Linked DNA regions of Homo sapiens: region 1 is linked to region 2. A link is a contact called in ENCODE Hi-C data. All regions are on one chromosome and are shown on one strand. Each heading gives the region's core, a stretch centred on a gene start or an enhancer-like site at or near the end of the contact. The rest is flanking DNA. Distances are from core to core; before and after follow the strand shown. Region 1 holds the start of FZD1 (frizzled class receptor 1). Region 2 holds the start of GATAD1 (GATA zinc finger domain containing 1).

Evidence for each region. A loop is a pair of places that touch in the nucleus more often than their neighbours do. Pooled maps may share reads with other maps.
Region 1: a loop to region 2 is called in a map of IMR-90, with 27 times the contacts of the local background. The contact joins the promoter of FZD1 here to the promoter of GATAD1 in region 2. A Hi-C loop is called at or near these places in 4 of 168 maps with a recorded cell type or tissue (IMR-90, chondrocyte, naive thymus-derived CD4-positive, alpha-beta T cell and 1 more), 13 of 37 single-sample maps with no recorded cell type and 27 of 50 pooled maps.

The regions. Positions count from the first base shown.
Region 1 is chr7:91,262,068-91,268,272 of GRCh38, reverse strand. It overlaps FZD1 (frizzled class receptor 1), which reads right to left and starts at 3,840. Exons shown (of 1, transcript NM_003505.2): 1 at 1-3,840. The coding sequence starts at 3,392. The coding sequence ends at 1,449. RefSeq lists silencers at 3,096-3,155, 3,246-3,755 and an enhancer at 3,876-4,055.
Region 2 is chr7:92,443,834-92,450,662 of GRCh38, reverse strand. It overlaps GATAD1 (GATA zinc finger domain containing 1), which reads right to left and starts at 3,181. Exons shown (of 5, transcript NM_021167.5): 1 at 2,685-3,181; 2 at 1,786-1,911. The coding sequence starts at 2,933. RefSeq lists an enhancer at 2,012-2,061 and a silencer at 2,492-3,261.

The DNA of each region.
Region 1 (6,205 bases), core at 2,591-5,090, 1.2 Mb after region 2:
CTGAAATCTTACCAGGTTATTATTGGTGGTGTGAATTGTTCCCCCCTCAGAATGTGCTGCTGAATAATAATCGTAATAAAATGTTGAAAGTGTACAACTTTTACATTTTAAAGTTTCTGATATATGTCTAGTTATTTGATTAAAAATAAGAAAATAGCACTTCATTTTGAGGAAGTCCATGACACTGAAATATCCTTCAAGTTTTCAATTTCTGTTTACGTTTTGCTGTCTTGTTAAGGAAAGCAAACATCAACTCCTTAACAAAGCTTTCCAGGTGACCTCAACATTTCCATTTTACAGACCGGTAAAATCTAAGCGCAGGCTGTCTCATTCTCAAAGGCAAGGTTGCCAGGCATCCGTATGCAATTAGAATTAACATTTTATAACCCATATCTTCAGTCTCTTCCAACCCACACAAAGCTTCATGCTTCTTCCCAAATCTCAGTAACCACATCTTTCCATGACGCTGGCCAAACCCATACCAGGTTTTAGACACTAGAGAATGAAATGAGCTCACCCCTCAAAAATTAGACTTCAAAAAGTTTGGCATTGGTTATCTCACTCACCCTGTAACCAACTAAGGTGGGAGAAGGGAGTGTCTGGGCGTTGAAGGTGACCGTGGAGGGAGGCTGAGACTGCCAGCGCCCACACCCGTGGGCCCCCATGAAGTTGGAGGAAAGTTCTGGACAGTTAAAAATCCAGCTTCAGGAAGTCGAAGGGACGGGCCTTCGCAATCCACCGCCGAGCAAGGGAGGAATTGTAATGTATGGGGGCCCTCCTCCAGATTTGGAAGGTTTGTGGAGTTCTGTACCTTAAGAGCCCCTACCTCAAGCCAGGAAAGAAAGGGAGGGGACAGAAGGAGGGGGAGGGGGCAAAAGGAGGAGGCGGGAAGTGACCCTGGCAGCGCAGCCCTAGTCGCACCCCGCAGTGCTGAACTCGCCCCGGAGCTGGCGCCCAGCCGTCCCGAGCACCCGTGGTAGGGAGAGGCGCGCGAGGACGACCAGGAGCGCTGTGCGGTTGCACACCAGTTTTAGCTCCTTTGCAATACTCCGAAAAGGGCAAGAAGGAAAAGCCTCAAATGGTTAAACCGCCCTAAATAATTAAAAACTTTTGAAAAAGAAAAACGCGTGATCGGTCGTCATTTAAATACAAATATACTTACAAAAATCTTACACAGGCTATTTACAATCATAAAAGCGAACAGTCCTGGTACCAGAGTGTGAGGGCAAGAGGTCTGTCCATCCTCCCTCTGGCAGTCGGGCCCTCGTGTCCTTTTGCCTCAGGGACGGAAGCTTTTGCAGGAGCTGAGTTGTTCAAAGGAGCCTGCGAAAGAGAGTTGTCTAGTGAGGAAACCTCGAGATGTCAGGATTGGCACGAACTCCACGGCGCTGGCTTTGGGGGATCGCTGCGCCCCGGCCGAGGCCTGGGCATGGGCTGAGCCCCGGGTCTCAGACTGTAGTCTCCCCTTGTTTGCTGTTGGTGAGCCTCGTGTAGAACTTCCTCCAGGAGTTGAGGGTCTTGCCGGACCAGATCCAGAAGCCCGACGTGATGCCCACGATCAGCGTCATAAGGTACTTAATCATGAAGACCGTGAAGTCCGGGCTCATGGGCGGGTGCGGCGGGGCGCCTCCGCCCGCCTGGAGGTGAGGGCAGGGGATAGCGTAGCTCTTGCAGCTCTGGGCCACCCAGCTGCGTTCCCACTGGTCCCGGAAGGCCTGCTCGTAGAAGTAGCAGGCGATGACGATGGTGGCTGGCACAGTGTACAGCACGCTGAAGACGCCAATGCGCACCATGAGCTTCTCCAGCTTCTCGGTCTTGGTGCCATCGTGCTTCATGATGGTGCGGATGCGGAAGAGCGACACAAAGCCGGCCAGCAGAAAGGACGTGCCGATAAACAGGTACACGAAGAGGGGCGCCAGCACGAAGCCACGCAGCGCGTCCACGTTGTTAAGCCCCACGAAGCACACTCCGCTCAGCACATCGCCGTCCACCTGGCCCAGCGCCAGGATGGTGATGGTCTTGATGGCCGGCACAGCCCAGGCGGCCAGGTGAAAATACTGTGAGTTGGCTTCGATGGCCTCGTGGCCCCACTTCATGCCAGCCGCCAGGAACCAGGTGAGCGACAGGATCACCCACCAGATGGAGCTGGCCATGCTGAAGAAGTAGAGCATCATGAAGAGGATGGTGCAGCCCTCCTTCTTGGTGCCCTGCGCCACAGTGCGTGCCCCGTCCTCGGCGAACTTGTCATTACACACCACTCGGTCTTCCAGGAGGAAGCCGGCGATGTAGGCCACGGCCACGGCCGTGTAACAGCCGGACAAGAAGATGATGGGCCGCTCCGGGTAGCTGAAGCGCCGCATGTCCACCAGGTACGTAAGCACCGTGAAGAGCGTGGAGGCGCAGCACAGCACTGACCAAATGCCAATCCAGGTGCGCGAGAAGCGCAGCTCCTCGGGCCCGAAGTACATGAGCCCATACACCTTGGTCGGCTCACAAGGTGCGCCGCAGTCCTTCTCCCCCAGGAAGTGGTAGTTGAGGTAGGAGGGCACCTTGAGGGCGCGCGGGCAGGAGAACTTGCCTCGCTCCGACGCGCCGGCGCCCCCCGGGAAGCCGCCACGGTGCCCTCCGCCGCCGTGCTGAGGGTTGCTGGTCCAGAACTCTGGAAGCAGCGAGGGCGTCGGGGTGCCCTTGTCGGACGTGTTCTGGCCCACGCACAGCTCGCCGGCGCCGTGCACCGGGAACTTCTCACACTTGAGCGTGTCTGGCCACTGGAAGCCGAACTTGTTCATGAGCGCCTCGCAGCCCTGGCGCGCGCGCTCGCACAGGGAGCGGCAGGGCGGCAGCGCCTGCTCTAGCACGGTGCACACGGGCGCGTACATGGAGCACAGGAAGAACTTGAGCTCAGCGGAACACTGCACTTTCACTAGAGGGTAGAACTGGTGCACCTCCAGGCCCGCGTCCTCCTGGTTCGTGTGGCCCAGCAGGTTGGGCATGATGGTCTGGTTGTACGCGATGTCCGTGCACAGCGGGATGGAGATGGGCTGGCAATAGCCGTGGTCCGGGACGGAGATGCCCCGCTCGCCGTTGTACTGCTGCCCGCTCTGTTGCTGCTGAGGCGGCGGCGGCGGTTGCTGCCCCGGCCCGGGCCCCTGGCCTGGCCCCTGGCCCGCCGCCTGGGCCCGGACCCCCAGCAGCAGCGGAGCCTCCAGCAGCCAAAGCAGCAGCAGCAGCTGGCGCGCCAATCGCCGGGGGTCAACTGGCGGGCGGCGGCGGCCACCGGCGTCCCCGCTGCCCTCCTCCGCCAGCCGGGCCGAGAGCGCCCCGGCACAAAGTTCCCAGCTCGCGCCACCGCCGGCGGCCCGGGACTTCTTAGGCGCCTCCTCCTCAGCCATACTTTCTCGGCTCCTCTCTTGGCGCCGCTCCGCTGGGGCTGCCAGGGGCACGGCCGGCGGCGGCTCCCCCTGCGGCCAGGGAGACCTCTGCGCGGGTGCCCTCCGTCGAGCCCAAGCCGCTTTCGGCCCGCTCCCCCGGCTCCTGTTCTGCGTACCGCAGCCGCCGCCGCCGCGGAAACTTGCGATTCATGAAGCGCGGGCGGCGGGGAGAACCCGGGTGGCTAGGGCGCGCCGGGGTCGTGTCCCGCCTTCCTGGCCCTCGGCTCGCTGGCTCCCGGCTGGCGGCGCCGCGCTAGTGGCCGCGGCCCCGTAGAGAGCGCAACTCTCCGCAGCCCAGCGGGCTCGGCTCCCCCCTGCGCCTCCGCCTCCTTCTCCGCCGCCGCCGCCTGACCATTTGTGTCAATCCCTCAACTCGCTCCCTCTCCTCTGCCTCGCGCGCCCTCGGACCGGTTTCCAGGCGCCCCGTAGTCTGTCTTTCACCAGGAGGGAGGAGCCTTGAAACCGACGCAGAACTGGAGGCTCAGGGACCGTCGCCCAATCGCGGCTCCGGCTTCCCGGCGCAAAGGGAGCCGGCCGCCTCCTCGCCAGAGCGAAAGCCAGCGGCAGGAGGGCGGGGTAGGAGGAGGCGGGAGGAGGAGGAAGTAGTGGTGGTGGCACTACTCAGGCACAAAGAGTAGGATTGCTCTGAAGCGGGACAGGCTTGGTTGCTTTTGCTTTTTCAGAAGAAAAAGGCGAGGATACGTAGGAGAATGGTCCCATATGCTGCTGGAGATAATGAATAGGAGTCAGAGGACCGCGGGACTTCGCTTTTCTTTTATTTTATCCATTATCATGTTTAAAAATCCTGCTCTTAACGCTGGTTACCAACAGCAAACCGGGTTCTGCTTCCAGAACAGATGCCTTTGACTTAAGGAGCGCACGGTTTCCTTTGAGTTTGTGTCTGTCGAGGTTTTGTTTAACATATTACATTAATAAATCCTCCAGTTCGCAGGCTGGGCTTGGCGGGCTTTGGTCGCGCCATTTCCCCAGAGGAGACGTTCACGGGATCGCTGTCAAATGAAACAAAACACAAACTTTGATGGAATTTGGAAAGTAAAGCCAGATGCGCCTTCTGCTACTATCATTCTTCTTGGAGTCAAACTCCTTTTTTTCCGCCTCTTTAATCAAGTCAGAAACAGAAGCAAAAGAAAACTATCCATTAAATTTTTGGAGAGAAAAACTTAAGAACCCGACGACCGAGGCAGTGGGGGCGCCTCTCTGGGATCGTCCTCGCCGCTCCAGACCGCAGAGGTGGCGCCGGCGGGAGCTGCACTCGCCGGCAGCTTGGGCCCCTGGGGAGCCTTTCTAAACCCTGGGGACGCCCACGGCTCCGATGGGAACTCCTGGGACCTGGGCCATTTAGGTTCCACAGGCTGGGCTGCAGAGCTGGAGACGCCAGTTTAATAAACAAAACAAACAAACAGTCTGAAAGCAAACAGCGAACTGCACATTCTCTTCCTAATTCCAAAACAGCATAATCCGTCTCAACAGACGCACATTAATGTTGTTTTCCTTGTAAGATTATTTTAAATGATGGTTTGACTATGTAATTCAGTTTTATAAGAAAAGTGCCATTGGACTATTAATTCTTCCATTTTTTTTTTTTTTTTGCCTGTGATCAGACTCTATCTCAGCGTACTTTTCACCAATTACTTTCTATCATTCATTTACACATTCATTTGTTTAATAGATACCAACCACCCATTGTGCTATAAGCACTCTTAGGTCGTAGAGTATAAAATGAAGGAGACCTGTGCCAGCCTTAGAGAGGGGCATAGTACAGTGAGGCACAGAAATGCAAATCACTTGTTACAGTGTCCATCCCAAAGCCAAAAAGGCACATAGAAAGCAACCAGCTCAGATGAAATGGGGTTCTGACGGAGAGGTAGGTGCAAGGTGCAAAAGATTAAAGCTCAAATTCACTTGAATTGCTGAAGGGGGCCAGAGAGGTGAGTGTAGCTGAGGCACTTTGAGGGGAGGCAGGAGAAAAGGTTTTAATCCAGACTAAAACGTTTGGGCCAAATTATACAGAAAATAGAAAACTATTGAAGGTCACTTTCCCCACATAAGCAGGGAGTGATTCCAGGGTGACTGAAAGAGGGCACCTGAGGCAGGCTGTCATTAGGAAGCTTTAACATTCATCTACACATAAAGGTTACTACTTAGATGGGTGTTACTTGTACTACATGCTAACAAGTCTCTGAGAATTTCACTACCCAGCATGTTGGTGTCTATAAAGAAGGTGCAGTCATATCTTTACCTGCTAAAGCAAAATGACATCTGTTTGTCTCAGATACATATGTTATTGTTTTTCAAATGTTTATATAAGCAGTACCTTCATAAAATGCATTTTTGCTTTAAAGTATTTGATTGCTAGCATTTTTTTAAAGCAACAGGTACTAAATGCACAATTATGTGAGCATGTGTACGTGTGTTGACTGTAATTTATGACACATTTTGATATTGAAAAGGAGGTTGGGAAGCACAGCTCTCTGAAGTCCTTTGAACCGTTCAATAAGTGTTCATTTTCACTCTAGCATCCTGGCCCCCAGGCTCCCAGGGACACTTTTTCTCTAGCCTTTCCACTCTGATGCTCATTCCTCTGCTGATAGTATCCCATGTTTAGGAACTTTATCAAGCCATCTCTCTCCTATCACTCCTGTCTTGGAAAGATTTAACCTGTCCTGTGTTCTATTCTCTCAAGTCATTCGAGCTGACTAGGCTGAGTGAAAAGTGAATTTATTCTGATGTGTTAATTACCAAGAAGCATCACG
Region 2 (6,829 bases), core at 1,932-4,431:
GTATGTGTCTACAGGCATTTTCCCAGCCCTATGAGAGTTCTGCAATTTGAGAAGTACTAAAATGTATTGTTTGGTGACAAGAACTGCAATAAAAAGATAAATGATTTTCTGAATGTTGTGGCAAAGCAGTCTATTTCCACTGCAATTTCTGCTACTATTAGCTTAAAAATTGCTGAGACAAAGGACAACCTTCTGATTATGCTGCTGAGATCTAATGCAAAGTCCTCTCAGAGCTTCACTACACATAAACATTCCAGTTATAAAAATGTACCTGCTCTAATAGCCTGAGCATGACAGAATGCAAGTAACAGAAAATGTACAGATGAATACAAAGTGAAAAAGTGTCTCCTCAAAGACATTTCCCAACTCAACTATGGAACTAGCCATAATACTCAACATAGGTTTTCTAGCAAGCTGAAACTAAGGCTTTAGAAACTTTGAGAGTTCTTAGTAATTTGCTACCATCCAACCATTTTTGAGATCTCTACTAAAGCTTCAATACATACTTTTATGCCACAACATAGAAAGTAGGCCTCCCCAGATGTGTCTTGCTTAGTACCATTGAAGAAAGGTTGCAGAGAAACGATAATGAAATAATTGCTGAGAACACGGTATACCATACTTAAAAGGAAAAAAATGTGCATATGTGATACAAATATCAATAACATGTTTTGTGTAATCAACAAATGCCTCACTTAACTATAAAAATCTTAAATAAATTAGAAGCAACTAGTCTGAATAAGAAAATACTTTGGGGAAGGGAACATCACACACTGGGGCCTGTCGGAGATGGGGGCCAAGGGGAGGGAGAGCATTAGGACAAATATCTAATGCATGCGGGGCTTAAAACCTAGATGATGGGTTGATAGGTGCAGCAAACCACCATGGCACGTATACCTATGTAACAAACCTGCACATTCTGCACATGTATCCCAGAACTTAAAGTAAAATTAAAAAAAATTCATTAAATTAAATTAAAAAAAAAAAAAGAAAATAGTCTGCCATCTGCATAAGTCTACTGCAGGGTCCCTTTGTGTTTTAGAAATAAATATGGCCAACTTCAGAAACGTCTTTACGGGTAAGTGAAACATTCCTGTTCTGAAAGAAAAGAATATCATACTGAGACTTAAAAAAATAGTCCATAATGCACTGTCCACTGTGTTTGAACATTATCCCTTGTTTATAAAAACTGAGAATTTAATTGCAATAAAAATATGCTTTCAACTACTTCCAGCACAGGTCTTTCAACAATCTCTTTTCTTAGAGCAGAAGAGGAGATAAGGCTTAGCAAAATTTTTGACTCATATTCATCAAATACATCATCATCATAAGTCAGTAAGATACATTTTCTGGGGCTTTAATAACAAATAAATATGCAAATGATGAGTTCTAGTGTTAATATTTACTTAGATTTTTAAAGAATGAAAAAAAAAAGTTTTCTTAGTGTACCTGGCCATATCAAGAACCATAATCTCTCCTCTTCCTTTCCATAGAGAACCCCAAAAAATGGGCTCAAGGTTGATGTTTCTTTTAAACCCATATTTTATATTTTCCAGGGGAAAAAATAAAAGCTAAAAAACAAAAAGGAAAGAGTATTATTAACTTTATAAACAGTGAGCCTCCTGCAACAGAGCTCATTCCCTTTTGGGGAATCTGGACCATTCCCCAGAATACTAAGGAAGGGCTACCAAGGGCAGAGTCCAAGTTCAATGGTGAGAAATGAAGGCAGTGGCAGGATACACACAACGTCATTACAGTAAAAGGCACTGTCCACAAATATCTTACATTTTTCAATTTAAATATATGTCTTCTCCCTTTTCCTTTGGTGGAGACTTTCTTTTCAGCAGCCGGAGCAGATTTGTATTTAGTGTTTCTGAGCCGAGCAGACCTCCTGTGAATTTCCTGCTTACTCTGTTACACAAACAAATTAAAGAACAAAAAGAGAAAGAAGTAAAAAGTGCATAAAGGTTGCAGTACAATCATCTTACAAGGATCCCAGAGTATGTACTTTATAAGAGCATTTAACAATTAAGATTGCCCTTTTGCTTTTCAAGAGAAGTAATTACAGCAACTAGGCTAAGTAAAACCGGAAGTTCAGCACCCGGAATCTCGGAGCTCGCTGGACAGGCGTCTCCAGAGCCTCCAAAAGGTGTGAGCTGCTTGTAATAGGGCAGGAGGCGGGAGTAGGAGTCAGTCTTGACCAAGACAAACACTATTCATTTGTTGTGTCTACAATAGAGAAAAACACTTAACAACTTTACTCCCTAAGGCCAGAGAACGTAGTAGGTTATGGCGCCCCCTGCAACGGAATACTTAAGCTGCCATTTACAATAATGACATAATAATCTTACTTCATAACCTGATATGACAAAACCTTTAACAAGGAATGAGGTCCAGCGCCTGCATTTGTGGCATGACACTGTATACGACTGTGTAGACATGTGTATATTGAGATTTTCTTAAGGGCTTTACATCTTGGTTCTTATTGCTTTGAATTTCTTACAATAACAGGTGCTTCGGAATGGGCCAAACGAAAGATCTCAGTAGGAGGTGGGGAGGGGCGTTCCAGCCAGCAGGAGCACGGCGATCGGGGAAGCCCGCGCCCGCCCGCTCCCAGCCAGCCCGTCCCCGCCCGCCTAGCACCTGGTCGGCCTCCGCCGGCGGGAGGGGCCGGAGGAGCTCACCTGCTTGCCGCCCCCGCCCCCGTTGCTCTGCGGAGGGGTGGCGGAGGTGCTGGCGAAGGTCGCCGCGCCGAAGCCGCCGCCGCCGCTGCCCCCAGTCCCTCCAGCCGCCCCCGAGCCTGCGCCCCCGCTGCCCGCGCCGCCCCGGCCAGTGCAATGATGGCAGAGGATCTCCCCCTGCGCTCCCTTCTTCCACATGGAGGACGACGTGGTCTTGCATACGCTGCAGGTGGGCTTCAGGCCCAGCGGCATGGTGGCCGGCTCGGGCGGCCCCCGCGGGCGCAGAGACACGGGAATGGCGGACGGTAGCCCGGCCGCCCCCTGGTCGGCCCGCCACTCCCGGCGATAGGAAGAGCGGTGAGAGCGTCGGCACGGAGCTGCCGGTGAAAGGACCAGGCCGCTGGCGCTGCCCCGTGGAGGCGGGAAGCGGGTTCCGCCGGCTCCGCAGGCGGAGGCCAGGATTCCCTGGCCCGAGGCACTGGGAAGCAGGACTGGGAAAGGGATCTGGCCGGGGTGGGGGGGACGCGGAGACTTCCGGCGGTGAGCTGGCCCCAGGGCCCCGCAGCCCGACCGCCTGACCGGAAGTGCAGCACCCGGAATTACTGGGAGCTTGCTGCAGTTCCGCTTGCTGTCGCCTAGGGGCAGGGTTCTCAAACTTTTTGGTCTCAGGCCTAGAATTTGCCGGGTAAAATACAGGACGCCCAATTAAATGTGACTTTCAGGTAAACGACGAACAATTTTTTTAGCGTGAGTGTATCCCATGCAATAATGGTTTATCCGAGAGGCGTTTAACTGGGGGTCCTGTATTTTTATGTGCTAAATCTGGCAATCCAGGTCTGGCGTGGTGGCTCACGCCTGCAATCCCAGCACTTTGGGAGACCAAGGCCGGCGGATTACTTGAGCTCAGGAGTTCGAGATCAGCCTGGCCAACGTGGTGAAACCCCTTCTCTAATAAATATACAAAAATTAGCCGGGCTCAGTGGCGGGCTCTGGGGTAATCCCAGCTACCCTGGAGGCTGCGGCAGAAGAATCTCTTGAGCGCGGGAGGTGGAGGCTGCAGTGAGCCAAGATCGCGCCATTGCACTCCAGCCTGGGGGATAGAGTGAGACTCCGTCTCAAAAAAAAAAAAAAAATCTGGCAATCTTACTTAGGAACCCTTTACACTCTTAAAAATTATACTTTGGACATCGCCCTACACCTCCCCCATGTCTATACTTTTGTTTAGTTGAATTCAGAGCATGCCGTTTATGGACATCGACAAAGGGTTCAGAAAATGCCATCCACTGACATCTATGTATTAGAAATTGAAATTGAGACATTTTACAGCCTAAGATGTCAAGCGCACATTCTTCAGCCGTTGGATAATATCGTTGCAAATCCTGTGGACTCTGAAGAGTATACCGATTAGAGAATGCGGAGAAAATCGAATAGCTGGCTGTTATTCAATTCAAAACTGTTGGAAAACAGTTTTGGCTCTGAGGACCCAGCAGTTGACAAACAGCAGGCCTGGGACAAGAGCAGTATGAGAAGTCAGATCGCCTCTTTTAATGTCACTAGTCAGTACAGGCCTCGCCAGACAAGTCTCTCCTCAGCCTCACTTGGAAGAACATGCCCTCTCTTCATGATCCTGGGTTTCCTAGACTTAGTATCCTTGGAAAGGTCTTGATGAATATATTGTGGTGGGAAGCAGTGGGGAGAAACAAACGCCTATTATGTCACAAAACCACATTTAGTGCTTATAACAACCTTGGAATGAGATATTATCAGATTTTACTGTTAATTGGTGATCAACGGAGGCACTTCTATGTGGACTGGCTGTCATTATAGCTGCTGCCCTTGGCACCAATTTCGAGGAGGGCTTTGGAACAGCCCTCTGGGGTGTGGGTTGTGGCTCAGTCACCTCCCCTCTAAATCTCAGTTTCCTTAACAGTAAAAATAAGTTTCCAGGACTGTTATGGGGATTAGGGCCAACTGTAAAAGTGGCTGAGGAGACTAGGTAAAGAGTGTTGTCTCACTTTAGAACAATGCTGAAGGTGTTTAGAGCCTGCCATCCTAAAATATGCCACTTTGGCATACTGATTCTTCTGAGCCAGAGGCAATGGAGCAAAAACAGATGCAGGGAAGGCTGTCTGACCACCCTCTTTCTGTTTGAAGCGGAACATAAAAGTTCCCTTGTGAAAGGTGCCCTTTCTGTACCAGGAAGAGGAGAATATTATTGCCAGAGGCAGAGTTGCCACTGAGAAGAATCTACAAACAAAACCTTACAAAAATTTGTAACCCATATTTTCCATTAACTTTCTACATACGGTTCTTCGTCACTTTCCCACAATTTGCCAGCCTTAGCCCAAGCCCCTTTGTCTTGTCACATCCCTGCAATTTATTATTTTTTGTTTAAAAGGACATATAAGCTTTCGGGCCTAGTAACTTCTATGGGTCTTTATTTTTCTTACAAAGCCTCCTGTGCATGTACAAAAATATTAAAACTTTTATGCCTTTTCCAGTAAATCTGTCTTATGTTAGTGTAATTCCCATGCCCAGCTACAGAACCAAAGAGGTGAGAAGAGGCCAGGCGTAGTGGCTCATGCCTGTAATCCCAACACTTTGGGAGGCTGAGGCAGGTGGATCACCTGAGGTCAGGAGTTCAAGACCAGCCTGGCCAACATAGCGAAACCCCATCTCTACTAAAATTACAAAAAATTAGCTGTGTGTAGTGGCAGGCACCTGTAATCCCAGCTACTCGGGAGGCTGAGGCGGGAGAATTGCTTGAACCTGGGAGGCAGAGGTTGCAGCCTGGGCGACAGAGCGAGAGACTCCATCAAAAAAAAAAAAAAAAAAGGTGAGGAGGAAGTTTCTCCTCACCTACAGTGTGAGGAAATCTAGGCACTTGATTTCCATGCTCCTGAATGTCTCTCCATTTGGGAACATATACCTCTCCTTGCAACTCATCTGCAAGTGACTCCCTCTCATTCACTGAAAACTTTGGCCCATAACTCACCAGCTTCCTCTCCACTACAAGACACTGCCATGGATCAGGTCAATATCCACATGTACAGTTGTCCCTCAGTATCCATGGAGGATTGATTCCAGGACTCCCGATGATACCAAAATCCACAATCCATAAATGCTCAAGTCCCTTATATAAAATGGCATAGAATTTGCATATAACCTATGCGCACCCTCCTGTGTGCTTTAAATCATCTCTAGATTACTTATACCAAATATGAAATAAATGCTATATAAATAGTTCCTATACTGTATTGGTTTATTATTATTGTCATATTGTTCATATATTTATCTATTTTTGAGAATATTTTCGGTCTGTGGTTGGTTGAGTTTGTGGATGTGGAACCCATGGCTGTGGAGGGCCAACTGAATAACCACCCAACAGCAGGCTTCTCAACTCCTCCTCATCCCACTCATCTTCATCCTCTGTCCTTGTCAGCTCCCCAGTCCCTGGCTGCTGTATCCTCTAATCTTCTTAGATCATTAGGAAGATTTACATTTTTCTCCTTGCAAGTCCTTTTTTTTTTTTTTTTGGAAATCGTGCTTCCTTTTGAGTACTTAATTCACACTGTTTCCTCTCTTGGATGCTACTATGGTAACAGTCAGGTCCTCTCCTCTCAAGAACATTGCATCTGACCAGACTGAGAGCCAGCGTGAAAGCCAGCCTGAACATGGGCCCCAAATCAGGGTTTTTGGAATCACAAGGAACAGCAAAAACCAGCCTTTCCCTTCACTTAGAAAGGGACTGTGAATAGGAGGGCCCCAATCTCCACCATCCAAACAGAAAACCAAGAGCTCAGTGCCAACATGGAAACCAAAATGTATCAGGAATGAAGTACAGTACCCCCTCACATACTCAAGGTCAAGATGGGTTTGGGGAAATACCTATCTGACCATCTGGCCTCTTCTAGTAGGCATGGCCCCACACCAGCATTTTTAAAAGAAGATGTTTTCATTCTTCTTACATTTTCTAAAGGGGTATAAAATCTACTAAAAGGGATATAATAACTCAGAGTAAATGAGCTCACAAGAATCATTCCTGGATAATCATTTTTGGTTGCTGAGATTATTCAGCACATTACTTCAAAGTGGCAAAATTCAGGGCAATCTGAGAAAAGAGAATTAAAAAGTGGTGGCCACATTTG